Linked DNA regions of Homo sapiens: region 2 is linked to region 1. The links are chromatin loops, found by intact Hi-C in ENCODE. Cell type or tissue: B cell. All regions are shown on one strand. Links, peaks and the distances in the headings refer to the core of each region. The heading gives the core; the rest is flanking DNA.

What was found. A loop is a pair of places that touch in the nucleus more often than their neighbours do. Peaks named below come from ENCODE experiments on the same cell type or tissue, not always from the same donor. Only the 100,000 strongest peaks of a DNase experiment are listed, where the experiment ranks them.
Region 2: a loop joins it to region 1, with 28 times the contacts of the local background. A loop is called at or near these places in 2 of 110 quality-filtered maps.

Annotation. Positions count from the first base shown.
Region 1 is chr5:133,898,206-133,914,790 of GRCh38, forward strand. WSPAR (Wnt signaling pathway activating non-coding RNA) reads left to right here and starts at 15,472. Exons shown (of 3, transcript NR_131252.1): 1 at 15,472-15,791; 2 at 16,570-16,585. RefSeq lists enhancers at 1,465-1,965, 2,879-3,378, 6,959-7,460, 8,574-9,074, 9,075-9,575. In B cell, for the core only: no CTCF peak of the experiment used is centred there; no DNase peak of the experiment used is centred there; H3K27ac peaks cover 344 bases.
Region 2 is chr5:133,973,243-133,987,768 of GRCh38, forward strand. VDAC1 (voltage dependent anion channel 1) reads right to left here. Exons shown (of 9, transcript NM_003374.3): 6 at 7,487-7,714; 7 at 2,629-2,779; 8 at 549-606. Among named protein-coding and RNA genes, the nearest start is that of C5orf15, 12 kb to the left of the region's middle. RefSeq lists a silencer at 922-1,122. In B cell, for the core only: CTCF peaks have their summits at 6,759 (motif pointing left) and 6,961; DNase peaks (open chromatin) are centred at 4,269 and 6,819; H3K27ac peaks cover 2,216 bases.

The DNA of each region.
Region 1 (16,585 bases), core at 4,274-12,273:
TTCTAAGGCACTCAGGAGGGCGATGTGTGCAGAAGGGCACCTTAGGGGAGTGTGTCAGGACATGGCTTCTCACGGGCTCTGGCTGGACACAGGGAAGCTGTGGAGGGTCAGGTGCCCTTAGTTTGGCAAGACTCAGGAATTGAGTCCCAGGAGCCGCTGCCATTCCAGGACAAGTCTGTGGAAGCCCAGTTGTGAGAAGTAGGTGAGGTGCGGGGAGGGGAATGCAGTGGGAACGGTGGAATGGTCTGAAAATTACAAGCTATCAGAGAAGTTTTCTGCCTAGTTACACTTTAGCGATTTGGATCTCCAACACTAATTTGAATATTAATTATTTTGAAAAAAGCATACACATGCAAATATTTTTCCTTTTAAACACCTGTCACCACCATCCTGATAAATGGCTTGCTCAGCAGCCCTGCTTGCATCCAGAAGCTCAGCCCAGCCATCCCCCTTTCTGCACAGTCTCACCGACTCCTCCCTCCACCAGGGCCTCATGTAGCACTCTGACCCCTCTTCCCTGGGTGGGTCTGGTCTCCCAACTCTGTCCTCAAGCTCCCCCAAAAGAGAGGACCACTCTGCCCTTCCACTGCCTCCCCCAGGACATTCTCCACCCACTCGGCCAGCACCAGGTGCTTCGGTGGCTGATCTCTCAGCTAAGTTTGCCAAGTGTCTCTAAGGATGTCATCCGGCCACCTCCTCCAAGCATGCCTGGGGGCATAAAGGCTGGGCCTGAGGGTCCCACCCAGAGAAAAAGAGTGAGGGAAAACCTGAGACAACAAGGAGTTTCTGGACTCCCAGGCAGCGAGTAGTGGGCGGTACCAGACAAGATGCTCACTTGGGAGCCTCTGGGGAAGTCGGTTAGAGGGTAGGCAGTGTGCACACCTCCTATCTCCAGGTCTTATTGCCTGCCTGGCTAGGACTGCAGGGAAAGTTCTGCAATCAGGGGCAGCTGAGATGTTCCTGGAAACCAGTGAGGATCACAATAGGTGCAATGGTCATGATAACGGCAGTGGTGGGAGTTGATGTTGACTGAGCCCTCCCTGCATGCCAGGCACTGTGCCACCTACTTTCAGGGCCTCACTTCATGTAACCCATACGACAGTGCCAAGAGATGAGTGTTATCATCTTCACCTTGCCTTTGAGAAAACTGAAGTCTAGAAAGTTCATGCCACTTGCCCAGAGGTGGCACCAGGATTGACCCTCTTCTGAAAGAAGCGCCTGCCTTATTAACCTCCTGCGCTGTGGTGCTCTTGGCCACCCCCACACCCCGCCTCTCCCTGGCATCTCATCTTTGTCCCTGTACTCTGGCCTCTGCTCTTCTCTCCTGTCCTCGCTGCCCTCCCTGGTACTTTCTTTCTCCCCTCCCCTGAGCAGGACCCCAGATCTCATCCTGACCTCAGCCAATAGCCCCAGCTGTGGATCCCACATCCACCTCAGAGGCCCCGGCCTGGCTGCTCCCATCTGCAGCCTTAAGCTGTGCTCCAGCTGGAATCCACAGGTGGACAGGGCCTCCTTCCCCTGAGTAGGAATGTGTCACTGAGCCATGCCTTCTGCAGGCGTTTGGTGAGCATGTGCTGTGGCCAGCGTGATGCCAGGCACAGGTGGAAATCCCACCAGACCACAACCCTTTTCCTCTGGCCTGTGGTTCTCAGGCTGCTCTCTGATGGAGCCTATAGGCACCCTGACACTCTGTCTTCACCAGTGAACCTCCTCAGGCATATGGTTACACCAGAGTCAGCTCTATGCCAAGAGTCAGAAGTATTACTGCCACTGACACAGGTGACCTCTTGTCCCAGCCAGAGATCTCCTGCGGATGCAAGAGACGGAGGTCAAAGGCAGGTGCCGGGCCATGGTGAGTGACTGCTCCATAAATGAGGGACCACGTAAGTTCTCAAATGCAAGAATGAGTATCAGGGAGAGGGGCCAGAATTGCCTTTTCTCGGGTATTTATTGAGGAGGAATGCAGAGAAGTCCCTTTCTTGAAGGAGGCAGTCACAGAGTAAGCCTTTTATCTCTGCAGCACTCTGTGATTTGCAAAGTTTTGCACGTCCATTATTTCATTCTCATCTCTCACAAAAACCCAGTGGATGAGGCAGTCCTGGGAATATTGTGCTGAATTTACAGATGAAGAAACTGAGGCTGAGATGGGAAGCAAATTCCTTAATATAACACAATTAGCAAGGGACAGAGACAGTGCCTTCCCTTCCCCACCACTACCACCACCACCACAAAAAAAAAAAAAAAAAAAAAAAAAAAAAATCAGGTGAATTTCTTAGGCCCTGTCTTCCTGAAGAGAGTACATGGCTGTGGGGAGGGGGTCTTTCTATGTCTAACTGCCACATGGCAGAGCTGGCTGCTTCACATGCAGAGGAAGGACACTTGTCTGCATTTCTGAGCTGGAGGGGTCATTGCTTAGGGCTTGGCAAGCAACCACGTGTATCTCTAATCCAGATCTGGGAGGGGGAGACTAATTGCCATTTGTGACCAACCAACTCTCAGCAGTGACCAAGCTCCTCCGTGACAAATTACGGTGCCTATTACTCCCTTGGCCCCGAGGCCTCCTTGGTCTCAAAGTAAAGTTCTGAGTGCTGTGGTGGCCGGCGCTAGGGCCCCTGCTGCGTGGCCGGCACCGCCCCTCCATGCCCCATGGGATGGAGACGCTAATTTATTCAGATATGTGACAGCTAACAGGCTTATCTAACTACAGTAAAATCATTTTCTGAATTATTCATGTGATATTTGAAATCATGATTGTAGGAACAAATTAGCTACCCAAAAACTGGAAATGAAGGCTGCCTCATTAATAATGCATTGGGCAGGGCAGGCAGGATAGCAGGAGCTCGGAGGACTTGGCTCTGAGCATACTGATGGGGGGAGCTCCATTTCCAGCAGGCCCTTCCAGGACAGGCATCACACATGCGGCCTCCAGCAAGAGTGCGTGAGTCTGGGCCACTCCACGCATGTGTTTCCTCTTTGAGGATGGGTGTGTTTGGCCCTCCCGGGGTCCCTGCTTTTCTCCTGTGGTGTCCCCAAGGCTTACCTTCATCTGGCCAGGAGTGCTCCATCTGCCCCTCTGACCCTCTGCCTGCCCAGGTCATGAACGAGCTGACTTCACATCACAGAGGTGAGGGAGACTTGACACCGGCCTCTGAGGGCGTCTGGCTGGGAGACCTAGCACCTTCCCTGATGAGCAATTGGATATCCTTCTCTCGTCCTGGGGAAATCTGCCTGTGGATCGTGGAATACACAAGACCTCAGAAGTCACAGGCAACTCAGGCCAGTTCTCACAGTGGTTGTGGTGAAGCAAAGGCAGCACCAGCAGCCAGTCTCTGTGACTTTTTATAATTGGAGGGTGGGAGGCAAGAGTCCAAACTTCCTTATCTGTGTTAGATCTGGTTTCTCAGGCTGTGCACCTAAGGTCTTGGACAGGGGGCTGTGGCACGTCAGGGCCTCACAGCTCTGCCAGGCCTGATGGGAAAACCTGGGCAAGTCAACAGCCTCTCTGGGCCTCAATTTCCGCCTCTGGCAAATGAGATTAGCAGGACCTGATGTCATAGGATCATTTTAGAAGGAAATACATGAGAGCCCAGTTGAGAAAACTCTTCAGAAAGTATCAGTGTGTCACAATGTGTCATCAATGTGGTAAATCAGTGCTGCCAATTCATTTATCCACCTAATTACACTCTAATTGTTCCACAATAATTAGATGATTATAACAGTAATATCAGTCATAATCTCTTTAGCCACATCTCTAATGCCAAGTTCTGGCCCTTTGAGATCTGGAGACCCCTCTGGGCTCATGTCCTAGGTCTCCCAGGCAGTCCTGGACTGGCAGCATTTGAGAGGGCTTCTCCCTCCAGAGAGGCTGCCTACTGGAGGTTGGTTTAGCAGGTTGGATGTTTCCATAAACAGAGGTAAGTACAGCCTCAGAAATAATAGGGGAGGTGACAGGTCCAGCTGTAACATGAAGTTGCTAAGGGCCAGGCACGGTGGCTCACGCCTGTAATCCCAGAACTTTGGGAGGCCGAGACGGGTGGATAACTTGAGGTCAGGAGTTGGAGACCACCCTGGCTAACACGGTGAAACCCCATCTCTACTAAAAATACAAAAATTAGTTGAGTGTAGTGGCAGGTGCCTGTAATCCCAGCTACTCAGGAGGCTGAGGCAGGAGAATCGCTTGAACCCAGGAGGCAGAGGTTGCAGTGAGCCGAGATCACACCACTGCACTCCAGCCTGGGTGACAGAGGGAAACTCAGTCTCAAAAAAAGAAAAGAAAAGAAAAGAAAAGAAAAGAAAAAGAAGTTGCTAGGACCCCACTAGAACCCACACTCAAGAGTAAAGCTAGAGCCCTGGCAACCCCTCCCAGGATAACGTCAGAGCAAGCTGGCTCCACGCCCATGACAAGAGTGCAGGGGTTAAGATATGGAAGAAGAGGAGGCACCACATGCTGACGGAGGCATTCAGACTGGAGGAGGGCCTGCAGCCTCCAGGTCTGACAGTGGCCTTCCAGAGGGCCCCAGGGGACAGAGGCTTTTGTGCTGCCTGGAGCGACTTCATCTTATCACTGTCTCCCACCCGCCATGTTCAGCAGCATCCCCCAAGCCTTCTGCCAGATGGTAGCTCCTATGCGCCCAATGGCCACCTCCTGGAGCCTCGTCAGGCCAGACCCAGCCACAGTGAGCGCGTTAGACACCCACAGACCTGACAGCAGTGCCATCTGCCAACACACAAAAGGGTGAGAAGTCAAGATCCACCAGGAGGCCACAGGCAGAAAGGAGCGGTTTAAATGCTCAGGCCCAGCTTCTCAATACATCAAGTAGGATGGTGCCCCTGCTCCCAAAGCACGCAAACAATTTCCTCATTTTTTGTGCAGGCAAACAAATACATTCCTTAAAACATTAATGGCAAGAATGTATTTGATAAGCAGATTTTAGCTACTCTTGTCACCAATATAAGCAACTATGTGAGATTTGTTAATCCGCTTCACTATAGATTTGTTAATCTGCTTCACTATAGTAACCATTTTACTACCCGTATGTATCCCATGGCATCGTGTTGTAAACCTCATATATGTGCAATAAAATTTATTTTTTAAATATACATATTATTACCTTGGGAAAAAAAGCATATTTGAAATCCACAGGGATGGGCAGAGATAGTGTGGGCATTTGCCACCAAGGTGACTGAAAGACAGAATGTAGGCCAGGCGCGGTGGCTCACGCCTGTAATCCCAGCACTTTGGGAGGCCGAGGCGGGTGGATCATGAGGTCAGGAGATCGAGACCATCCTGGCTACCACAGTGAAACCCCATCTCTACTGAAAATACAAAAAAATTAGCTGGCTTGGTGGCGGGCGCCTGTAGTCCCAGCTACTCAGGAGGCTGAGGCAGATGACGTAAGTAAACCCGGGAGGTGGAGCTTGTAGTGAGCCAAATCGTGCCACTGCACTCCAGCCTGGGCGACAGAGTGAGACTCCGTCTCAAAAAAAAAAAAAAAAAGACAGAATGTAGTCACCTTGTCAGCTCTGCCAGCCTCGACCAGACAGGTGATGCTGAGCTGTACTGTGACCTCAAAGTAGCTACATAAACCTTGGGGGCTTAAGAAGGTTGCTAGAAAAACAAAGAACTGTTCTTGAATTCAACCCAGCAAAGGCTTGCTGCACACCCACTGTGCACCCAGGTTGCTGGAAGCAGAGATAGAAAGGGAGAGGGTCAGGAGGAGACAGCCCCTCTCCACAGCCCTTGCAGACTCCAGTAGAAGCCAGATGCAGCTACGGTCAGGTGGTCTCAAGAAGGCCTCCTCGGCTGACCTTCTCTGCTCCAGGGTCTCTTTCCTGATACTGCCCTCACTTCTCCCACCTAGCTTACTCCTCCTCATCTTCAGAGCTCAGCTCCCTCGCCACTTCCTCCGGGGAGCCTTTCCTGACTTCAATGACTGAGTCGACCTCCACGCTAGGCTCTCCCAGCACCTCGTGTGTGCCTCTGTCTTGGCATTTACCACCACTATAAATTCACATGTGCTCAGGTGATGAACAGAGGCTGAGCTCCATCAGAGGAGGCTTCACATTTGCCTCACAGAACATACTCAGGATACACTTGCTGAACAAATGAGTGAAGAGTGAGTGAATATCTCTTGGGTGCCTCTCTGGGGTCCAGAGCCCAAGTGAAAGATTTCCAAACTGACTACAGATAATAAGAACAAGGGCAGCTGGGTGTGCTGGCTCACGCCTGTAATCTCAGCACTTTAGGAGGCTGAGGTGGGCAGATCACTTGAGGTCAGGAGTTCCAGGCCAGCCTGGCCAACATGGTAAAACCCCACCTCTACTAAAAATACAAAATTAGCCGGGCGTGGTGGCACATGCCTGTAATCCCAGCTACTTGGGAGGTTGAGGCAGGAGAACTGTTTGAACCCAGGAGGCAGAAGTTGCAGTGAGCGGAGATGGCACCACTGCACTCCAGCCTGGGTGACAGAGCAAGACTGTCTCAAAAATAAAAACAGCAAGGGCAAACGGGCCACCTCCTATGGGGCCCTCAGTTCCAGGCACAGAGAAAAACACCCGGGAAAGCCTCGTGCCTCACTCCAGGGAACGGACCACGTGGGGGTGGAGACGGAGGCCAAGAGGTCTCCGGCTCAAGTGCCCAGTGAGCCTGTCCTGTAGAGAGTCCTGCCAGGTGGACCAGGAGCCAAGAAGGCTGCAGCATTCATCCCAGAAACACACTGGTAGGGGCTTCAGACTTTAGGAAGAGCAACCAGCCAAAATCCGTGAGCTGTCTTGAATTTAAAAACAGAATAAGGGCCTGGACCTTACCCCTGACAACTCAGTATCAGCCCATGAGGTATAAAGTAGGTCACTTCCTCCCTGGTGCAGAGGTGCTGTGTATTTTTATAACTAGGTTTGATCATCATCAAGTGATGAGCTTATAACATTGTTGTCCCTTAGGGCATGGCCTCAATTTATGAGCCTTATTTTTAACTGGAATGGAACAGGGCTGGATCAAACGCTACTAATGTGTTAAGATCCCCTGGGCGTCACGTACGGTGTGGAGTGATCGGTCCAGGTGGGTGGTCTGGCCATGCAAGGTAGGGCAGCGCCTAATGACTCATGCCTGCTGGGTACCTGGGCATCCTCAGGGCTTTTCTGTGGGGCATTCTCAGCTCCGAGTCTACCTCCTCCTGCTCCTCTTCCCTTCAGGACTTTATCATCTCTAGGGGCCTTCATTGGCTCGAGAAGCAAGCTGGGCTTATCAAGTATTAGAGGCCACAAAGGATAAGAGGCCTCGCCCATGGTCACCTGGTGCCTCGGTCAGAGCTGGAGTCCAGCCCTAACCCAGGGTCCACTACTCAGGGTTTCTGATCCTACAGAGGCACTGGGGCCTCCAGCAAAGGGAGCATGCAGCCTGAGAGACAACAGCGTTCTGAGGCTGAGCACTGCATAATGCAAGGGCGATAAGAACAAGGACAGCAGGGCCCCATCCTGCTGGGATCTCAGCACCAGACACAGGGGAGGGAGGAAACGCAAATGCCCAGAAGGCCTCATTTCACACGCCGGTGGACCATGTGCACCAGAACTTGTTTTGCTCTCCTCCTGGGCCCTCAGTTGCAAGGCATTTCCCAGCTGCCCTTGTGGCTAGAGGTGGCCATGTACCTGGGCTCTGACCAGCAGAATGTGGGCAGAAGTGATGGGCTTGCCAGCCTGGCCCATCCAAACCTTCCACGGGAGATTCACCCTGCTGCTTTCCACTCTGGCTGGAATGGAGATGACCCCTTAGTGATGGGGGGATCACTAAAGTCAGAGGGGTCATGACACAGAAGGGGGCCTGGGTCCCCAAATCACTGCCTGGAGGAGAGCTGCCTGACCAGGGTCACTCTTACTAGACTGGGTGTGAAAAGGAAAGATACTTTATAGTGTTATTGAGCTCAGCTACGAAGATGGCAAGGATTTTCCATCTCAGCAGCAAGTATTTGCCCTGATAGACCCCAGGCACTGCAAGGGACTGTGACCAGTAGCTCCTGGTCTCCTTTCCCAGCTCAGCTGGCTGCAGGCCCAGCACTTTAAGTCACGTTTCCTTCACAGAGTGATAGTTGAGGATCAGGGACCTGGCGAGGGTCAGACATCAGCCACACAGAAAAGGAACAGACGCCCTTGTGGGCTCTGTCCTGGCCAGAACCTTCCCATGGGTAGAGACACTTTGGCTCCAGGTTGGGCCTCCCAGGCCCATGCACATCTCATGGCAATGGGAGGTGGGCGGTCCTGGTGGAGACTACCTGCCCCTCTAGAAATCTGGCTCACCATGCAGCATACCCACTAAGGGACGCTCAGAGTCCTCACCTATCAAAAAACAAGCCAGCCCAGAGGGCTGCTGATAGCGTTACCGGGAGAACTGAGTGATATGACAAAGGAGGAGATGGTTTGAAAAGTCAAATAAGGAAGGGTCTTTTTCTCTGAGGGAATCTCTATCCTGGAGGAAGGGATCTTGCTGTGGCTTCTGTCTTGGTGATGATGTTGACTCACTGCAATCAGTGATCAGCCTGAAATGTGTCTAAAGCAGGTGTCCCCTTGCTCGGAGCAGCTCATGGCTTTTCTGTGAAGGAGAGTGTGAGCACTAGCTGTAGGACTTCAGCCTTGGCCTCTCTGACCTCAGCCACAAAGGGGGAAGCATATTGGTGAGGATTAAATGAGGTGCTGCACAGAAGGTGCTTTGCACACAACAAGCACTTACTAAATGTTAGCTGACATGCTTAGAAGGAAGTGGAGAAGAGGGCGGGACCAGAAGACCCTGGCTGAGGCTGTAGAAGCCCCTGGACCTCTGTACTCTTCCCTCTTCCAAGCCACAGGGGCAGACTGCCGAGATCGAGCCCGCAGGCCTGGGGCTCGAGAGCTAAATCTTGTCAGACAAAATGACTATCCAGCCCCTGAGTCGTAGCTCTGAGCAGCCACGTCCACAGTGGGGAGCCTGCCTGCGCAGGGCTCCATGTGACTCCAACCTGCAGAAAGGGCCTAGTGGGGTCCAGCCAGGCAGATGGACTAGAGACCCTGCTCTGTGGGAGGCAAGACCCAGCCACAGGAGGTTGGGCACCAGCCACAGGAGCGCCAGACTGCCTCACAGTCAAGAGCTGGCGAGAAGCCCACTGTGCTGAGGGGAAAGCATCTGGAAGACCGAGATGGCAGGCCCTGAGCTTGGAGCAGGTGCAGGCTGCGCTCACAGGGCACAGAGGAAAGCCCAGAGGCCTTCCACCTTCCCCCAGAGGCCACGGCCTCACATAATCTCTGCAAATGGGCCACGGGGCCCCTAGCAGCATGCTAAACAGATGAAGGCCAGGCCAACGAGAGAGGCACCAAGGGCATCTTCAGAGGCCACCCTGGGAGCTGCACCAGAGGGACCACCATCTCCCTTAACTCCGCTCTCACTGAGCCCCAGCGTGGGTCACCCAGGGCCAAGAGTTACTACTCTGAATTGTTATTCTAACTGCTCCTTTGTCCCTAGGCTTTCGTTATACCTGGAGAACATCTCCATTTTGTGCAAAGAGCCTGACCCTCCCTGCCCTCCCTTCCCATGGCTCACACTTGCTTCTCCCATTTTGGTTCAACTCAGGAAATATTTCATGGTGCCCACATTCAGAGGCCTGGGAATTAGCGCCCCCTTCTCCACCTGGAATCTAAACCAGTTGATGAATAAGACACTAAAGCAGGTAGGGGACCAAAAGGTCACCTTTATTTCTAAATAGCCTGAATTAGAGACCATGACTTGTGTCTAAGGGCAAATGGCTTTCTCCTCTTCTACCTCAAAATGAAGGAGACTGTCCCATCGAGTCAGGTGAGGACACGCCATAGGACTGAGAACAGTTAGGAGCACACACTGTCGAGAAGCAGCCCGGCTCCCAGGACCAGGAGGAAAGAGATGGGCAGGTGTACATGCCCCTTCCTGTCCCACACCTGTCAGCCAGGAACAGCCAGAGTGGGGCAAGAGGCCAGGAGCGACCGGGAAAGCAGAGGTGTGGGAAGTGCTATTCCCCTAACATCATGGCATAGACAAACACAAACAAGCCGGGGGGAGGAGGCACAGAGCAGGGGTGGCTAAGAACACAGGCTTTGGCCGAGTGCGGTGGCTCACACCTGTAATCCCAGCACTTTGGGAGGCTGAGGCGGGTCAATCATCTGAGGTCAGGAGTTCGAGACCAGCCTGGCCAACATGGTGAAACCCTGTCTCTACTAAAAACACAAAAAATTAGCCGGGTGTGGTGGTGGGCACCTATAATCCCAACTACTCAGGAGGCTGAGGCAGGAGAATTGCTCGAACCCAGGAGGTGGAGGTTGCAATGAGCCAAGATCATGCCACTGCCCTCCAGGCTGGGCAACAAGAGTGAAACTCAGTCTCAAAAAAAAAAAAAAAAAAAAAAAGAACACAGGCTTTCCGAGTAAGGCCTGTGTTCCACTCTTGGCTTCACTAGCTGTGTGACGCTAAGTTTCTTAGGCTTTCTGAGCCTCAGCTTCCTCCTCTGTAAAGTGAGGATAGCCACACACCTGCCTCACGGGGATTCTGAAAAATCAAAAAGATAATCCACACCAGGCCTTAACCCAATGTCCTGTACGTGATGGTGGTGGCTGTTATGGTGGTCATTGAAATTATCTGAGCCTCTCCTTCAAGGCCTCACAGTCCAGGAGGCAGGTGGTCACAGACAGGACATCACCACACAGGAGCAGAGCTGGGTGGCTGGACCCATGCTCAGCTGGGCCCATGTGGGAGGTGCCATGATGGAGGGTTGGGTCTGGAGGCAGCAGCGTGGGGCAGGCGTCTGGGAGAAGCCATTATTTCAACTGGGCCTTGAACAGTAGATGGGAGCCAGGGGTGTGGTTGGGGCAGTGAAGGAGGTTGCAGGAAGGAGAAGGATGAGGGAGAATTCCAGGCAGGAAACAGCATGGACGAAATGGGGACAGGTTGAAATTAAGGCTTATTAAGAGCCTAGGAAGCAGCTGCTGGCAAAGGATGGGTTCATGTTGGGTGGGATAGAGGAAGCTATGGGAGAAGCGGTAAGAAGGTGGTTCTGGCCCACCTTGAGATGGGCCCCTGCTGGGATTCTGAAGCCAGGGGGAGCCAGTGCTGGAGGGGAGACATTCACTCAGTACGTGCCAAGCTCTCACCACCCTAGCACTGATGCACAGTGAACAAAACAGATGAAAACCCTGCTTCGTGGCAACTACACTCCAGTGGGACAGACAACAATGAGCAAAGCTAAGAGGACAAAACACGGATCATGTCAGTTACCATCGGAAAGAGAAAGTAGGGAAGGGGAGTAGGTGGTGTCGAGTAAGGCTCACAGAGAGGGTGACAGCTGAGTAAAGACATGGTCAAAGCTGCATGCTCAGGAGTTTGCTTAGGTGATGATATAGTGAATGAATAGGAGACAGGGGAAGCTGGACAACTGGGGCCACACTGAGGGGCTAGGGCAATGGTCGGGTTTGGGGAGCCCTGTCCCCCTGCAGGCTGAGCCCAGTGGCTCCCCAAGCTCACAGTGGCAGGGTGGGTGGGTTCTATTCTTAGACACACTCCCGGAACTGAGCTGTGAGGGTTACTTCTAGCAGGCCTGGAATTCATCTGGGCTGTCTTACTAAAATAAGGGCTGTACCTACACAGTGCTGAGCCCTGGTCAGGTTGAGAAACTTATGGATTAACAGTGTTGTTTTCCGGCCATGGAGCTGCAGGGCAGTTTGTACCAGCTTGATGCATTGTTTATTGATAACAGCGAGATTGATGACTTGCACCTGGTCTCAATGAGGCCCCCAAAGGGCACTTCCATTGGTGTGGTACCCTGACAAGAAATAGGCATATGTGACCAGCAGGATATCAGAAGCCCCGGCCAAGACTGCATTTCGGGTTTCCCGGTTCTGGGGCATTCCGTTCTCATGTCAGTGGTTCTTGATTCAAGAAATTGCAGCCAGGATGCTCTTTCACAGGGAGGACAATCAGAGTTCACGCCCGGCCTCTTCAGACTGCAATGAGGCATTCTGGCAGTGATACAATTCCTGACTGTAATGCTATTGCTGTCTTATATCCTCTTCTTGCAATAAACCATAAATGTGTAAGCACTGTCATTTGGGTCCTGTGCATCTTCTTTATCCATCGAACCCTGTCTAATTGCCACCCTCAGTGCTTTCTCTAGCACTCTTCATGTTTCAACCGCTGGGCAGGGTTTCTCTGCCTTTCTAAATTAGATCTTAGAACCAGGCCACCATTGCAGCCTCTTTTAAATTTGTCTTTCACTTTGTACTCCAGAACCGGTCATTGTTGGTGAGATGGGGCTCACTCAAAATTTGGAAATGTTTCCAAATTCTGTGGGGGAGAAAGTTTTTCTGAATTAAAACTTGTGGTAGTGGAGACTTGAATTTCAAATCAGATTTTCTAACTGAATTGAAGGCTATGCAATCAAGCAAATGAATGACTAATGAAATGATTATAAAGCACTTTGCAGAAATGTTATGTAAATGCAGGCAGAGAATAACAAATGTGATGACAGTCACACTGCCATTGCTTCTGATTTGGGAGAGTGCAGTTCCGAGTCCTCCTGCAGGGACGCCAGGCGTTGGTATTCAAAAACACCTCATTGTCTTGACAGCTCTGAAGCTGGGCCCTTTGGGAAAAGTTGGGTATCCTAACCAGAGGGCTTGGGAGTTGCCTGTAAGCCCAGGTGTACACTGTGTCCTACTCGGCAGGCAATTGAGACGGCTTCAGGCGGGGCTGCTGGGAGAAGTTCTGCAGCATGTCAGGAAATGGTCCCTCCAAGACCCCCCTTCCCCAGCAAAAGTGACCTGCGGTGGCAGTTAGACAGGGCTCAATGGCTAAACAAGACACACAGGACCAAAATGACAGTGCTTACAAGTCTACGGTTTATTGCAAGAAGAGGATATAAGACAGCAATAGCATTACAGTCAGGAATTTTATCACTGCCAGAGTGCCTCACCACAGTCTGAAGGGGCCAGGCATGAACTCCAATTGTCCTCCCTGTGAAAGGGCACCCTGGGTGCAATTTCTTGAATCAAGAACCACCAACATGTGCACTCAATGCCTCGGAACTGGGAAACCCGAGATGCATAGATTTTCAACCTCTTATGAAGCTCAAGAATATCTGCTCACATACCTGCGCAGGGGGGAGCAAGGACTCTGCTACCCATGTCCTAGGTTGGTCCACGTTCATTACAGAAATGGCCGAGGCCCATGGACTACAGGGGCATACAACACTGGGGAACTAGAACTCACTGAGCAGCCAGACAGAAGAGTGGACCAGGCATAGTCGTCCCAGTGGTTTTAACCAGAAAAGGCTTCCAGGGGAGGTAGGGGTCAAGGAGGGCCGGTTAGAGCCCAAGCCAGCTAAGCTTCTTGGAGGGACACTTCTAGGGGATGAAGGAGTGAGAGTGGAAGGTTTCATAGAGAGGGTCAAGCATCGCCCTGCCCACACTGCTTGTTTCAAAGTGCAAAGATCCCATGGCTGGAGTTAAATGCTCCCCATGGTTGGGATGCTGCCTGTCCCTGTTCTTCACAGTTCCAGGCTGGGGATCCACCTCTGCCATGTAAGATGGAATGTGGATCCGCATGGCCAGGTCTGTACACCATCAATCAGATATGAAGCAACTCTGGGGGCTACCCCATCTTACTTCCTTCCACTCTGGAATTATTTGTGCTAGAGGGTACCTTGGAGCAGTAATTTCATATACCAACAATGTCCAATCAAGCACTGTAGAACTGCTGTTCCACAATTAAACTCTGTAGCCATAATTTGTTTATCAATAAAATGTAGGCCAGGTGCGGTGGCTCATGTCTGTAACCCCAGCACTTTGGGAGGCCAAGGCAGACAGGTCACCTGAGGTCAGGAGTTCGAGACCAGCCTGGCTAACATGGTAAAATGCTGTTCCTACTAAAAATACAAAAAATTAGCCAGGCATGGTGGTGCACGCCTGTAATCCCAGCTACTCAGGAGGCTGAGGCAGGAGAATCGCTTGAACCCGGGAGGCGGAGGTTGCAGTGAGCTGAGATTGCGCCACTGCACTCCAGCTTGGGCAACAAGAGTGAAACTCCGTCTCAAAAAAAATGTAAGGCCAGGCATGGTGGCTCATGTCTGTAACCCTAGAACTTTGGGAGGTCCAGGTGGGAGAATCTCTTGAGCCGAGGAGTTCGAAACCAGCCTGGGCAACATAGTGAAACCTTGTCTCCACAAAAAGTTTTTAAAAATTAAGCGAGTATGGTGGCATGTGCCTGTCATCCCAGCTACTCAGGTGGCTGACGTGGGAGGGTCGCTTAAGCCCAGGAGGTCGAGGGTGCAGTAAGCCATGGTGGTGCCACTGTACTCCAGCCTGGGCAACATAGAAAAACCTTGTCTCAAAAAATGAAAAATGAAAAATTTTTTTTTGAGAAGGAGTCCTGCTCTGTTGCCCAGGCTGGAATGCAGTGGCGCAAACTTGGCTCACTGTAAGCTCTGCCTCCCAGGTTCACACCATTCTCCTGCCTCAGCCTCCCGAGTAGCTGGGACTACAGGTGCCCACCACCATGCCCGGCTAATTTTTTGTATTTTTAGTAGAGACGGGGTTTCACCATGTTAGCCAGGATGGTCTCGATCTCCTGACCTTGTGATCTGCCTGCCTCGGCCTCCCAAAGTGCTGGGATTACAGGCGTGAGCCACCAGGCCCAGCCAAAACGTAATTGTAATTAAGTTTACTTTCCAAAGAAGAAAAAACACTCAGAATCCAAACAGGACAGGTGGAATCAAAGGCTTCTTCACAAAGATGCGTGGGGTAATGCGGAACCCCTTTTCTTAAGAAAAGTTTCTGCTCAGAGGGGATCCTGGCCTTGCTGTTGCAGCTGTTATAAATCGTCCATGGGCATGAAAATGGAGATGGTCTTTGGAGGCCCGGGGAGAGATAAGGAGAGTAACAGACGCCACAGAGGCCATGCTTGGCTGTGGGTTGCAGAGATCTCCATCCCGATTGGAATAGTAATTGCTTCATTGGATCATTGCTTCGAAAAATAATGCGGTGGGGGAGCAGAGGCAGCCCGCTGTGAATTCCAAGCAGGAACATACTGAACTGCTCCAGAGAGAGGGAACTCTGCAGCAGGGAGCGCCTGGAGCCAGGAGTCCACTCACCCCAGCAGGAGGACTCTCCAACAAGAATTCGCCACTCCTGACCTGGAATGTGGAGATGGGAATGGCCAGACGGGCCCTGGACCTGGTGAAGGATGTCAGGACACTACAGCGTCACTGCTCCTGGTGGCAGCCACCATCTCTTAACCCCTCAGGGAGAGTTAAGATTCAGGTCAGCACCTAGAGCAGCTACCTCAGAGTACTTAATGCCAATCCCTGGGCAAAGAACTTCTACACTAAATTCCATTCTGTCGTCACCACGCTGGGAGGTGGACATTACTATCCTCATCTGACAGACAAGGAAACTAACACTACAAGGAGATTAAATAGCATGACAAAGTCTCCATCCTGGCTGAACTTTGGATAAGATCTACGTTTGGGATTCTTCTTGGTGATGGATGATGCCTAGACCAGCCCCAGACACCCTCCCAAGCCTAAGCTCCCCTCTCCTGTTCTGACATCCCCATCCCACCAGGAACCCAAGCTTGTGGCCATCGTGCCAGGAGGACTTCTTCCAGGTTTTAGTATAGCCTGAGTGACCTCTAGGAGTCCTTGGACCTGAGCTAACTCCTGTACAATTTTGGCCGGTTGTCTGGTTAATAAATTAACAATTGGTAATGATAACAGCTAGCCAACATTGTTGGTTATATGCCAGCCACTAAGGTAAGCATTATCTTATATGGCCCTCATAATCTCTCTATAAGGTAGAGTTATATAATCCCCATTTTATAGAGGGGGAAACTGAGGATTAAGCACGTGAGTCACCTGTGGGAAGGCAGAGTCTGGAATCCAGGGGGTTCGATTCCAAGGTCCATGCTTTTAACTCCTGTGTTTTTTTGCTCAGTTTCAGAAAACCCAGTTCACAGAAATCTGATACTTTAGAGATAAATTATTCACATAACAAAAGGATCTTTTACCTTGGGGAAGGATTCAGCTGGACTTTGAGCATAACTTCCTTCGTGCATTTAAAATGTGACCTGACTTAGGATTTTTGGTGTCCTGCCCATGACCTGATGAGAAACTATATTTGTCCCCAGGCTTCTTCAGCTGATATCCTTCTTCCCCTACAGGGAAGGAGGTCAAATCTAATCCTAGGCCTGGAAATGCTTGGCCAGGGCCTGGTGGTGCCCAAGCCCCTCTCAGGCTGGGCTTTGGCTTCTTGGGGCCAGGCCTTGGGTATAGAGGCCACTGCCCACACTCAGGCCCAGACAAGCTTGGTGACCTTGCATGGGCCACTCCGTGTCTCTTGCTCTGCCGCATGTAACCCTGGTCATGCTGACTTGCTCTTGCTGGGGCTCCCGGGTGTATCTAATAAATGATGTAAAGCACTTAGAGACATAAGTGCTCAACTACTGGGGCCATAAATTACCAGGGATGGATTCCTGAATGTTATGATTATGTGCTTGTGCTTGTTCTCAGTAATGAATAATTATCCTTTTAGTCCTGCAGCCACATCC
Region 2 (14,526 bases), core at 2,221-10,220, 73 kb after region 1:
ATAGTGTACACACATGTGTAGTGTGCATGTACATCCACAGATGCACACAACAAACTGACATTCCCTGGAATAACCTGATTCAGGGAGTAGCTGGTAGTCTTAGATTTCCAGGGTTCAAAAGTGGTTATACACTAGAACTATAATACGCCGTGGACTGGCCTAGCCAACTGTGCAGAGGAAACCTGCAAACCACTTTTCCTATTTCTTTGTCTTTTTACAGTGGGGCTGATTTATAAGTTAGTTTTGAGAATCTGCCAGAAATAAGTATCAAGCATTATGTCCACACTGGAAAAAAGGATGGAAGAAAATAGCAAAGAATATGTGTTAGCCTCAGCCTTTTTCCTCCTGCTTGCTACATCTCATATTCTCCAAATGTTTTATAATGACCCCATACTCCTTTATAAACATTTAATTATACTTTACATATATCCATTTATATATACCCACTGTATTATATAAACATTTTATAAGCAATGACATAAATCAGCAAACCAGCACCACAATTTTTTTAAGATAAAGAACCGATTTCACACACAAGCAACACATACCTGGCTTTAGAGTCTGAGTGTATCCTAAACCTATCAGGCTGGAGTTGTTCACTTTAGCCTAATCAAGGAAATGACAAAACAGAGAAAACATTAAGTATAATACTTTGCACTTCCATCTCCAAAATTAGAGCTTTTTAGTCAACCAACCTTGGACTTTAGAATCAAAATTTTTCATGACCACCTTGTTCATGAGATTCATTAAATTCAATACAAAATACATCAATTTTAGGTGCATACCTTTCTGTTCAAAGGGTGTGCTGAGATCTGACACCCCTCATAAGAACAAAGCAGAGAGAAGGAAGGCCTCTTAGGGGCCAGTGTCCTTTTGCTCATATAAATAATGAGGCTCCTTTTCTCTTGTTTTTAAGTGCTTGCTGTTAAGGGAGCCAAATTCGGTTCTAGTTTAGGAGACTTAAAAAGGGCTGTCCATAAATTACACAAACCAGTACAGACACCATTCTGCAACATGAGATTCCCTCATTTCACCCCAAAGAGATACAGCCGCCAGTGCCCTGTGACAACAGAAATGAGCCCAATAGGATTTACTGCAAAAACTGTGTAGTAGTTCGAGGGCCTGTGAGCAATGCCAGAGACTCTGCAAGATGCCAACTGACTATTGATTTCTTAATATGCAATGCAGGAGCTGAAAAGGAGAATGAAAAGTGAGGCGGGGCGGGGGGAATTATCAATTAGAACCCTAGATTTCAGAGTGCCCCTTTTAACAGTCCGCATGATAGAACAGGAACTGGTATTAATGGAAGAGGCTTAACAGTAAGCCAGTCTGGTTCAAATCCAGCTCCCAGCACTTTCCTGCTGTGTACCTTTGAGCAAGTTACTCACCTAAGTTTCTAGTTCCTCATTTGTAAAAACAGAGATGATTGGCCAGGGGCCATGGCTCATGCCTGTAATTCCAGCATTTTGGGAGGCCGAGGCAGGCAGATCACCTGAGGTCAGGAGTTCGAGACCAGCCTGACCAACATGGTGAAACCCCGTCTATACTAAAAACACAAAAATTATCCAGGTGTGGTGGTGGGTGCCTGTGTTCCCAGCTACATGGGAGGGTGAGGCAGTAGAATCACTTGAACCTGGGGGACGGAGGTTGCGCAGTGAGCTGAGATCGTGCCATTGCACTCCAGCCTGGGCAACAAAGGGAGACTCCGTCTCAAAAAAAAAAACAAACAAACAGAGATGATTGGCCAGGCATGGTGGCTCATGCCTTGTAATCCCAACATTTGGGAGGTTGAGGTGGGAGGACAGCTTGAGCCCAGGAGTTTGAGACCAGCCCAGGCAACAGAGTGAGACATTGTCTCTACTAAAAATTTTTTTTTAATTAGCCAGGCATGCTGGTGTGCCTATAGTCCCAGCTACTTGGGAGGCTGAGGTGGCAGGATTACTTGAGCACAGGAGGATGAGGCTGCAGTGAGCTGCAATTACACCACTGCATCCAACCTGGGCCTTGTCTCAAAAAAACAAAAAATAAAAAAAACCCAGAGATGATTAAAAAACCAAAGCACCTATTTCAAATGGGATTAAACACAGTAATCTACACAAAAGGCTCTGCACAGTGCCTGGTACCCATAAGAAGTACTAGTAGTATGATCACTGTACTCATTTGGCACTCTTTTCAAAGTGAGAACATCTCTCACTTTGTTTTTGTTTTTTTGAGACGGAGTCTTTTTTTTTTTTTTGAGATAGAATCTCACTCTGTCACCCAGGCTGGAGTGCAGTGACACGATCTCAGCTCACTGCAACCTCCGCCTCCCCGGTTCAAGCAATTCTCCTGCCTCAGCCTCTCGAGTAGCTGGGATTACAGGCACACGCCACCATGCCCGGCTAATTTTTGTACTTTTAGTAGACAGGGTTTCACCGTGTTGGCGAGGCTGGTGTCAGACTCCTGACCTCAAGTGATCTGCCTGCCTTGGCCTCCCAAAGTGCAGGGATTACAGGCGTGAGTCACGGCGCCCAGCAGCATCTCTCACTTTGAGTAAGCTGAAGCACAGCACTCCAGCAAACCTGAAGGATTCCAACATAAAGAGCAGATGGGCCTGCCTGTGAGATGCGTGATTCCACAGATACCCACCGAGAAGCAGGCGTCAGGGTCAATCTGATACTTGGCTGCTATTCCGAAGCGCGTGTTACTGTTTCCTGCTGTCCAGGCAAGATTGACAGCGGTCTCCAACTTCTTGTTCACTTTCTGGTAAATGGAGCCGCCAAACTCTGTCCCGTCATTCCTGCAAACAAGCACAGGACAGATGCTGAGCTTCCCAGGGAGGTGAGCTGCAGCCCAGACAGATCCACCCAAGTCTCCCAGAAGACAGGGATGACAGAAATGGACTGAACCAATACTGGTATTAAGGGAAGTCAGAAGTTCACCAAATTTCACAAAACAGGTACTAAATTACAGGAAGTCTGATAAGTATGGAACAGGCACCTAGCCAGGCACAGTGGCTCACACCTGTAATCCCAGCACTTTGGGAGGCCGAGATGGGCAGATCACTTGAGGTCAGGGGTTTGAGACCAGCCTGGCCAACATGGTGAAACCCTGTTTCTACTAAAAATACAAAAATTGACCGGGCTGGTGCCATACGCCTGTAATCCCAGCTACTCAAGAGGCTGAGGCAGGAGAATCGCTTGAACCTGGGAGGCAGAGGTTGCAGTAAGCCGAGATCGCGCCACTGCACTCCAGCCTGGGCAACAGAGCAAGACATTGTCTCAAACAAAAAAAGAAAAAGCCAGGGGAGAGGGGGTACGTGGTGACTCACGCCTGTAATCCTAGCATTTTGGGAGGCCGAGGCAGCAGGACTGCTTGAGCCCAGGATATAGCTTGGGCAACAGAGCGAGATCCTGTCTCTATAAGGAAAAAAAAAAAAAAGAAGCAGCAAGTAGAGCACTGAGATTCTGAGTGATTTATTTTTACTGCTACTGATGTTATTACTTTTATAAACGATTCTACCAGAAAAATGGCATGGAAGTCCGGGTGCAGTGGTTCATGCCTATAATCCCAGCACTTTGGGAGGCCAAGGCGGGCAGATCATTTGAGGTCAGGAGTTTGAGACCAGCCTGGCTAACATGATGAAACCCTGTCTCTACTAAAAACATAAAAATTAGCTGGGCATGGTGGCAGGTGCCTGTAATCCCAGCAACCTGGGGGGGTGAGGCAGGAGAATCGTCTGAACCCAGGAGGCAGAGGTTGCAGTGAGCTGAGATCTCACCACTGCACTCCAGTCTGGGTGACAGAGTGAGACTCTGGCTCAAAAAATAAAAGTAAAAATAAAAAATGTTATGGAAAGAGAAGAAAATGAGAAGAGAACACAGCCAGAAATGGCAAGAAAGGTGGGGCTGCACATATGCCTCAGAAGGCAAGTTAGAGCCCTTGGCACAACCTGCTGCAGCCACTGCTGGGGAGATACAGTTGGCACTGACCCAGCCTCTTGGAGGAGCAGCACTTCAAAAGAGCTTAATCCACAATTCATCTCGTCCACCTGTGCATACTCCTCACCCATGCTGCAACATCTAAGCCTGGCAGGATTTGAAAGGGAGCTTTTTGCTACATCATAAAATGTCTCCCTCTTTCAAAAACATTCAGAATGAAACCCCAGCTGGCCAAGCTCCCTCCTCTCTTACAAACACACTGAATGACTCCAGTTGCTGGGAATATCCCTTTCCCTTCTTCAGTCATTCAAATTCTCCTCTTCCTCTTTTGGGGCCCTGCTTAAGCTCTCAGAATTTGAAAGTCTGCCCCACCCAGCTGAACAGCCTATACAAACTCTGCAGTCACTGCCACCCCTAAAAAGGCATACGAAGAGCTCAGAGTCTACACTTTGTCCTCTGTCGGGCTGGGGTCGGCACAGATCATAGACTGTCTCTCATTACTGCTTTCAGATTGTTGTTTATACACACAGTGCATACTGGTGCCTGGTCAGAAGCAACCTTCTCCATGGAGGGAACCACAGAAAACAAAAACAGTTAAAGTGGCTGCCACTGCGGAGCTGGGATGAGCAGGCTGAGGCAGGCTGGAATCACTGCTTTTCATAGGCCCATCTGTACTGTTTGATTTTACAACCATGGGTTCAGACTCCTTTGATTAAAAAAATTAAGAAAAATTTTAATGCTGCAATTTTTTAAAAAGGAATGACCATCCTCCTTGCATCAGATGGTCTTCAAGCCTGCCTAGACCCTCTCAAACATCTTTAACATAAAATCAGTGTCTGAGTTCTGCCTCATCATTGTGGGCATTTCCAGTGGAAATGGCATTGGTTAACTGTGAGTCAGAGCCCACGTACTTTGGAATCCAGCAAAGGGCTTCAGGACCTAAGAACAAAAACTCTAGTCTTCACAAGACACTCTCCCTAAATCAGAGAATACATTCTAAATTTTCTTTTTTTTTTTTCCCCAAGATGGGATCTTGCTCTGTTTCCCAGGCTGGAGAGCAGTGGCAAAATCATAGCTCACTGTAACCTCAAACTCCTGGGCTCAAGTGATCACAGGCATGTTGCCACCATGCCCAGCTAATTTTTAAAAAATTTCTTAGAGACAGAGTATTTCTATGTTCCCCAGGCTGGTCCCAAACTCCTGGCCTCAAGTGATCCTCCCGCCTCAGCCTCCCAAGTAGCTAGGATTACACGTATGAGCCACACATTGTAAATTTTCGTTTCCCCATGAAATTCAGCGAGACAGACATTATGCTTCTAGAAAGTACAGGGAGACCCAGGCACTGCCTGATTCACAGAGAATCCTGTCTTCTGTAGACAGCCCAAGTATGCTACAATAAAACAGCAGCCTGTCAAAAATAAGATTTTTGAATGACTTTAGTAATATATTCAAATGGGGAAGTTTCTTGGGCTTACATGTTTTTAAAAAAGGCCAGACTTTTCAGAATATCCTAAAACCAGGAACACAATACTGCCTTCCTGTACAGAGCTTTCAAAACCATAAACAGAAGGCAGATGCAGTGGCTCACACCTGTAATCCCAGCACTTTGGGAGGCCAAGGCGGGCAGATCGCTTGAGCTCACAAGTTCAAGAACAACCTGGGCAACATGGCGAAATCCTGCCTCCACAAAAAATACAAAAATTAGCCAGGTGTGGTGGCATGCACCTGTAGTCCCAGCTACTTGCAAGGCTGAGGTGGGAGTATCACTTAATCCCGGGAGGTGGAGGCTGCAGAGATCGTGCCACTGAACTCCAGCCTGGGTGAGAGAGTGAGACCCTGTCACCAAAAAATAATAATAATAAATAAATAAATACACAGGTGGAACTGTTCAAATTCATCTATATGAAGCACAAAGAATTTCTGTTATGCATTTGGGCCCCTGCAAGCACCAGGGCAACCCAGATGAGTTGTGTCAGCTGCCTTCACGCTGGTTCCAAAAATAAACCATACCCACTTGTTGCTTATTTAAAATGCTGAAGCTCAGATATGTGGGGGAAATGGCTAACAGCCATTGTTCCTCCTAGAATTGGTACTGAAGAATTGGTGCCAATGCCCAATTTCAAACCAAGGAAAACACTTCCCATGCCAATCAGAATTCTACGTTCAAAAACATTTCTATGCATGTGGTATGTTTCCTATAGCTTTTTAGTATGTTTCACCTCTTCTTAATTAAACATATAATAAAATTGATATTTTCTTTGCTTTTTTTTTTTTTTTTTTTTTTTGAGACGGAGTCTTGCTCTGTTGCTCAGGCTAGAGCGCAGTGGCGTGATCTCGGCTCATTGCAAACTCCACCTCCCAGGTTCAAGCGATTCTCCTGCTTCAGCCTCCCAAGTAGCTGGGATTACAGGCACCCGCCACCACGCCCAGCTAATTTTTGTATTTTTAGTAGAGATGGGGTTTCACCTTCTTGACCAGGCTGGTCTTGAACTTCTGACCTCGTGATCCACCCGCCTCGGCCTCCCAAAGTGCTGGGATTACAGGCGTGAGCCACGACGCCCGGCCAAAATGGATATTTTCTTGGTATACATTTTTACGAATTTTAACACACGTACACAGATTAATGTAACCATGACGACAGTCAGAATATAGAACAGTTCCCTCCCCGAAACTCCCTCAGTCACTGCTTTGTAGTCATACCCTCCCCGCCCCCTGCCAACCACTAGATTGTCCATCTCTATAGTTTTCCTGTGACTTTTTAGCTGTAACAGATTCCAAATTAATGATAAAAATTCCTCAAAAAATTTATTAATGGAAATATTAGTTTACACATTAATATCACTGATTTGCCTTAAGTTTAAGAAGTTACTTCTTTAGTGACCTCTAGTGGAAAGAAATAAACATGGTAACTCTGCACCCAGCTTGTGCCTGTCACAGGTTAATTCCTCATGAAACTAAATAAAACAAGGTTTATGGATAAAACAAGATTCATGAATGAAATGTGTTTCCCTTAACTTAAATCATCAATCTACTTCAATTCTCAAGGGGCTCTCTCCTAACCTATAATCACTGTTTCCCTTCACCATACTGTCCAATAGTTACTTTTACATGCTTCACTGTACAGAGAAGATAGTTTGTAACTGAGATAATCAGCTCCTAAATTTGTCTACCATGTCTACATGTCATCAAGCCCAGCAGGCTAATCCTCAGGCATTAGACAGAGAAAGAGAGCTGTTTTGTTAACTAAAACAAAAACTGCAGGGAATGGACACGCTCTGGACTGACACCATGTCCCTGCTGTAATTAATCAGCCACTTTGTGTACCTGTGGCAATATATACTGTTCACAGAGTGGAAAGGATCTAAGACACTCCAGGAAATGGGTAGGTGGGAAACAAAAGATAGCAGCAGGCCATGTGGCTCATCTAATGCCAACAAACTCACTTTACAGTGGTTAAAAACTGGGCTTTCTTAAAAAAAAAAAAAAAAAAACAGTGAAAAGCAATCCCCTTACCACACATGCTCCAACCCCACCCCTCCCACCCTGCTGCCCCCATGTACACTTACACATTAGTGTGAAGCTGGAATTCATCAGTCTTGTAGCCAACTGCAAAGTTGCTCTGGGTCACTCGGGATTTTGCAGTCTCAAAATTCATCTGGTAGCCGGCCAGCCAGCCCTCGTAACCTAGCACCAGAGCACCCCGGATGGAAGGCCCAGCAATGTCGAAATCCATGTCGCAGCCCAGGTTAATGTGCTCCCGCTTGTACCCTGTCTTGATTTTAGCATTTTTTTTCCTGAAGGAAAATAAGTTATATTAAGATCAGAAGCTAACTCACCTTGAAATGCAAGTTGTCTTTTTTTTTTTTTTAATCCCAGGTCAAATAAAGGGAGTGGGGTGGGGGTGAAGTCAGGGCTCCAGTTCTCCCTTAAGCCACTGCTGTACCACAATGAGCAGGACACAACCTCTCTTCCACAGGGACTCAGTCTGCAGAAACCCCACAATAACGAAGTGAGAACACAGACAGGAAAAGCCTGAAAAATAAATACGAAGTAACTTTCTTCTCCTATCCTCTTTGTATGCTTAACGTAGCAGCCTACACAGGCATTCATTAGGTAGAAAGCCACCATGTAATTATGAAACAGATGCATCTTTGATATTTTCCAAACCTGTGGAAAAGATTTATCTGCCATGAAGGCAGCTACCTAAATAGCAGCTTTTAAAGAGACGGTTTTCTTCTTACTCTGTGGCTCACATGGTTAAGTAAGGAAACAAAGGCTATGTTCCCTCTAAGTGAGTACAACAGTAAAATGGATTTCAATTCCATATTCATGAGACCCCAATGAGTACATATTTCAGAGAACCGGGTACTGATGTAGAACCTGGAACTCTGCAGTCATGGGGGCCAGGAAGTGTTAGTTAGCCAGACAGTATCCCAGGTCCAACCTGATGATACCAGATGTGAGTCTATAAGCAGTTCAGTGTCTCTACTGCCGGTTCCTCAAGACCCAGCATCCCTTAGGAAGAGCAGGTGAATAGTGTCACCTGCAGACCTATTATTACCATGTCTTTTACCAAAAGTACACACTGGAGAACAAGATCACATCCAACAAATACAACATGGATCATTTTTATCTGATTGTCTCTATCATTCAGTTACAAGATCGACATCTCCCACAGGAAGCTGCATTCTCAGCAGAGACCACAGGAGGAACCAGATCCACTCAGAGCCTCAAGGACTACACAGCACTGTTCACTTCTAGCTTTATTCACATTGAGATTAATGCTTCATCCTCAGCACCTAGACCATTTCCTCCTAAATGGAACCAGTGCTCCTTGGAGAAATGGCCAACTACAGATCTTAGGCAGGAAATGTACACAGTAACCTAAAACATCTATCAAAGCTATTGAAGACTACTGGGGTGGAGGCAAAAGGACTTACAAGGTAACCTGAAGAGGCTCCCAAGGGCTTCGACAATGGAGCAATGTGAGCCTCAATAAGAAAAATATTAGCAATAGGCTGAAACATATTAAACAGTATGTTTATTCTAGGCATTATAATGACACTCGGGGCCAGGCGCAGTGGCTCATGCCAGTAATTCCAGCACTTTGGGAGGCTGAGGCAGGTGGATCACAAGGTCAGAAGTTCGAGACCAGCCTGGCCAACATGGTGAAACACCGTCTCTACTAAAAACACAAAAATTAGCTGGGCGCGGTGGTGGGCGTGTGTAATCCCAGCTACTCAGGAGGCTGAGGCAGGAGAAACGCTTGAACCCGGGAGGCAGAGGTTGCAGTGAGCCGAGATCGCGCCACTGCACTCCAGCCTGGGCGACAGAGTAAGACTCCGTCTCAAAAAAAAAAAAAAAAGAATTATAATAACGCTCAAATCACATAGCTGTCATCTTTAAAGACTAAAGAACCAACCTGTTATTTTAAAAACAGCAAAAGGCCAGGTGCGGTGGCTTACGCCTATAATCCCAACACTTCGGGAGGCCGAGGTGGGTGGATCACCTGAGGTCAGGAGTTCAAGGCCAGCCTGGCCAACATGGCAAAACCCCATCTCTACTAAAAATGCAAAAATTAGCTGGGTGTGGTGGCACATGCCTGTAATCTCATCTACTTGGGAGGCTGAGGCAGGAGAATCACTTGAACCCAGGAGGTGGAGGTTGCAGTGAGCCAAGACCGCGCCACTGCACTCCAGCCTGGGTAGCAAGAATAAAACTCAGTCTCAAAAAAAAAAAAAAAAATCATGAAACAATCATGTAAATTTGAACAGACTAGAGATTTGACAATATTAAGAAATGATCCACTGGGCGCAGTGGCTCATGCCTGTAATCTCAGCACTTTGGGAGGCTGGGGCAGGCGGATCACCTGAGGTCGGGAGTTCGAGCCCAGCCTGACCAACACGGAGAAATCCCGTCTCTACTAAAAACACAAAATTAGCCGGGTGTGGTGGCCCATGCCTGTAATCCCAGCTACTCAGGAGGCTGAGGCAGGACAATCACTTGAACCCGGGAGGCGGAGGCTGCGTGAGCTGAGATCGCACCATTGCACTCCAGCCTGGGCAACAAGAGTGAAACTCCATCTTTAAAAAAAAAAAAAAAGAAAAAGAAATGATCAACTTTTTTCAATATAATAATAATATCATGGTTATGCTCCTTTAAAATGGATTATTGCCATTTAAAGATACATAATAAAATATTTACAGCTGAAATTAAGTGTTGTTATTTACTTAAAATAGTATGTGCGTGGAGGAGTGTTATATTTATGGCTGTATAAATAAAACATGATTGGCCACAGGTTGGTAACTATCAAAGCTGTGTGATAGGAATAGAATGAGGGTTAAACATATTTTTCTGTATATTTTTGTATGTTTCAGATTTCTCATTAAAAAAAAATAAAGGTTAAAAATTCCAAATTCTCAATGAGACAAGAATTTTAGAGGTCACAGCTGAAAATAAAGCCAGCACCCCTCCCAAGTGATGTAGGAAAATAGCCTGTTCCATGGCAAGAGTGACACCGTCTTGAAACAAAATCACCACTGATACAGTTTCGATGCTGTATCTTCTGAATCTCATGTTGAAATGCAGTCCCCAGTGTTGGACCTGCTGGGTGGTGGTTAGACCATGGGGGTGGATCCCTCATGGATTGGTGCTGTCCTCCCAATAATGAGTTATGAGATCTGGTTGTTTGCGTGTGGCACCTCCCCACCACTCTCTCTCTCTTGCTCCTGCTCTTGCCATGTGATGTGCCTGCTCCTGCTTCATCAATCACCATGACTAAAAGCTTCCTGACGCCTTCCCAGAAGCCGAGCAGATGCCTGTGCTCTGCTTGTACAGACTGCAGAACCATGAGCCAATTGAACCTCTTTTCTTCATAAATTAGCTATCCTCAGGTATTTTTTTCTTTTTTTCAGACAAGGTCTCACTCTGTTGTCCAGGCAGGAGTGCAGTGGTGCGATCATGGCTCACTACAGCCCCTACCTCCTGAGCTCAGGTGATCCTCCCACCTCAGCCTCCCAGGTAGCTAGAACTGACTATAGGTGCGCACCACCAGGCCCAGCTAGTGTGTGTGTGCATGTGGGTAGACGGGGTTTAACCATGTTGCCTAGGCTGGTCTCCAACTCCTGGGCTCAAGCAATCTGCCTGCCTTAGCCTCCCAAAATGCTGGGATTACAGGTGTGAGCCACCTCGCCTGGCCAGGTATTTCTTTAGAGCAATGCAAGGACAAGACTATAGGCGCTCACCACAATGACCAGCGTGTGTGTGTGTGTGTGTGTGTGTGTGTGTGTGTGTGTGTGTGTGTGTGTAGATGGGGTTTCACCATGTTACCTAGGCTGGTCTCCAACTCCTGGGCTCAAGCAATCTGCCTGCCTCAGCCTCCAAAAATGCTAGGATTACAGGCGTGAGCCACCTTGCCTGGCAAGAATAGCCTAATACAGCCATGACGACCAAGGAATGCATCATAGACAATCCCATAAAAGAAACAATGCCAGCCGGGCACAGTGCCTCACACCTGTAATTCCAACACTTTTAGAGGCCAAGGCAGGTAGATCACTTGAGCTTAGGAGTTCAAGACCAGCCTGGCCAACATGGCAAAATTCCATCTCTACTAAAAATACAAAAATTAGCTGGGTGTGGTGGTGCACACCTGTAGTCCCAGACACTCAGGAGGCTGAGGCAGAAGAATCGCTGGAACCCGGGAGGCAGAGGTTGCAATGAGCCAAGATCACGCCTCTGCAGTCCAGCCCGGGTGACAGAGTGAGACTGTCTCAAAAAAATAAATAAATAAAAATTTAAAAAGTAAAGATGCTTATCTAACCTCCCTTTGGTCACAAGTTTTGCAAGAGTTTTCTGCAAGATGGTCTAAGACATGCACATGTCTTTACTCTAAAAGCTTGCTATATAAAGAATACTTTCTGGAGGATGAATGCAGGGATCCACTGTCTCTTGGCTGCTTGAGACATCGCTTCTATTTGTAAGTCTCTATTAAATGTTTCTTTCTGAGAAACTGGATTTGTCAGTCTCTTTCTTTGGCTGCTCAGCTCCCTCAGCAGTTGGGAGTAGGTGTGCACAGACCTGCTCACCAACAGAACAAGTGACAATGAAACTTATGCCTTGGAACCTCAATTTTGTTCAAGTTACTTCTGTACATTTTGGCAAGGTTTGAAGGAAAGGAGTAACAACCAAATTATCTCTCAATAAGAAAAATCCAAAACTGGTCAGGCGTAGTGGCTCACACCTGTAATCCCAGCACTCCAAGGAGGGCAGATCACTTGAGGTCAGGAGTTGGAGACCAGCCTGGCCAACACGGAAAAACCCTGTCTCTACTAAAAATACAAAAATTAGCAGGACGTGGTGGCATGTGCCTGTAATCCCAGCTATTCAGGAGGCTGAGGCACGAGAATTGCTTGAACCTGGGAGGTGGAGGTTGCAGTGAGCTGAAATCACATCACTGCACTCCAGCCTGAGCGACAGAGCAAGATGTCTCAAGAAAAAAGAAAAAGAAACCTATCTTCATCTGCCTGCTCTTTGGGGAAAGAAGTCTGGGTTTCAGCCAAGTATGTGATTGGCACCAGGCTGGTTGAGATGACTGATGATTAGACAGCTGTTGAGAGGCTGACATTTACAAAGGGAAAAGGAAATATAAAATCAGGCATCTTCTAACCATCTCCTTTTTCAATTTTTAATAAAAAGCTGCTGATGATCACAAACTATGATGCCTATGGCAGGGCCTCTGACCAGTGGTGTGCACCACCTGCACCAGTTGACATGGCACCCCCACCCACTGTCTCACTGGATTCTGGCCAGGGCCCACAATCCCCAAGAGAAAGGGCAGTGCTGGGGAGTGGCTCAGGCTTCTCTCCAGGTCTCTTTCTAACACTGCACACCATGTCTGTGGAGTCTTCCTCTTTCAGATATTATTGGGATTTATTTTTAAGCTATTTCAACAGTAGTGCTAATTTGACAAGCACCCGAGAGAGGCCTGACTGATTTGTGGTTAACAAGCAAGCTTTATTTGTGATGGATACTCAGCGTGGGTGCTGGTCCTTATTGAGGTCTGTGGCCTCATCCAGATGTGGTCTACACTCCGCTCCTCCTGGGAGCCAGGTGTTTTCCCAGGCTGTACCCTCAGTCACTTTGGAAAGCCAGCTTTCGTTTCTAATCTCCATGATGCACCACCAGAACTTTCCTCAAATACCCAGTAGCATTATGTACATCTAGCACCCAGAATTTTAGTTTTGTTTTTTTTTTGAGATGGAGTCTTGCTCTGTCGCCCACATTGGAGTGCAGTGGTACCATCTCGGCTCGCTGCAACCTCCACCTCCTGGGTTCAAGCAATTCTCCTGCCTCAGCCTCCTGAGTAGCTGGGATTACAGGTGTGCGCCACCACACCCAGCTAATTTTTGTATTTTTAGTAAAGACAGGGTTTTGCCAGGCTGGTCTCAAACACCTGACCTCGTGATCCACCTGCCTCAGCATTCCAAAGTGCTGGGATTGCAGGCATGAGCCCCCGCGCCAGGCCTACAATCTTAGTTTCTAAATATCATTCTCCAACATAAAGAACCAAGGCTCCTTGGAGAAATGGCAGATAGCAGGACTGGGGAAAAACAAGTACTAGATGAGCGTGGTACACTTTCTAAAACCAGAAATAAAGACATGCTCTGAAAAACGACAGAGGTTTGTCAAAAAGCACACAGAGTGTATTCTCCCAAAGCCCATATCTGGGACAACTTGAGCGACAAAATAAATGACACTGTGCATTATAGCCCATAGAGTAAATGTCCATGCATCTATACTAATATAAATAAATAATTGATTAAATAAATACATGGGGAAGAAGGAATAGCTCTTCCTTACGGTAGAATACCAATTAACAAGTGAAGGAAGGATGGCAATAGAAAATTACCATTTGAGGCCAGGTGTGGTGGCTCACACCTGTAATCCCAGAATTTTGGGAGGCCAAGGTGGGAGGCAGATCACTTGAGTCAGGAGTTTGAGACCAGACTGAGCAACATGGTGAAACACTGTCTCTACCAAAAATATAAAAATCAACCAGGGGTGGCAGCAGGCACCTGTAGTCCCAGCTACTGGGGAGGCCGAGGAGGGAGGATCCCTTGAGCCAGGGAGGCAGAGGTTGCAATGAGCCGAGATCATACCACTGCACTCCAGCCTAGGTGACAGAGTGAGACCCCATCTCATAAAAACAAAAAAGAAAAGAAAATCACCATTTGTAGCCAGGCGTGGTGGCTCACACCTGTAATCCCAACAATTTGGGAGGCTGAGACGGGTGGATCGCTTGAGCTGAGAAGTTCTAGACCAGCCTGGCCAACCTGGTGAAACCTCATCTCTACTAAAAATACAAAAATTAGCTGGGCTTGGTGGCACACGCCTGTGGTCCCAGCTACTTGGGAGGCTGAGGAAGGAGGATTGCTGGATCCCAGGAGGCAGAGGTTGCAGTGAGCCAGGATCACACCACTGCACTCCAGTCACCATTTGCCAAGCGTAACTGTTGCAGGCAAGAATCACCAATGGATGTTACTATTTTTGAGCAAAAGTATGATGAGAAATAGAATATCTGCATAATCTCAAAGTGTCTACCCACAAG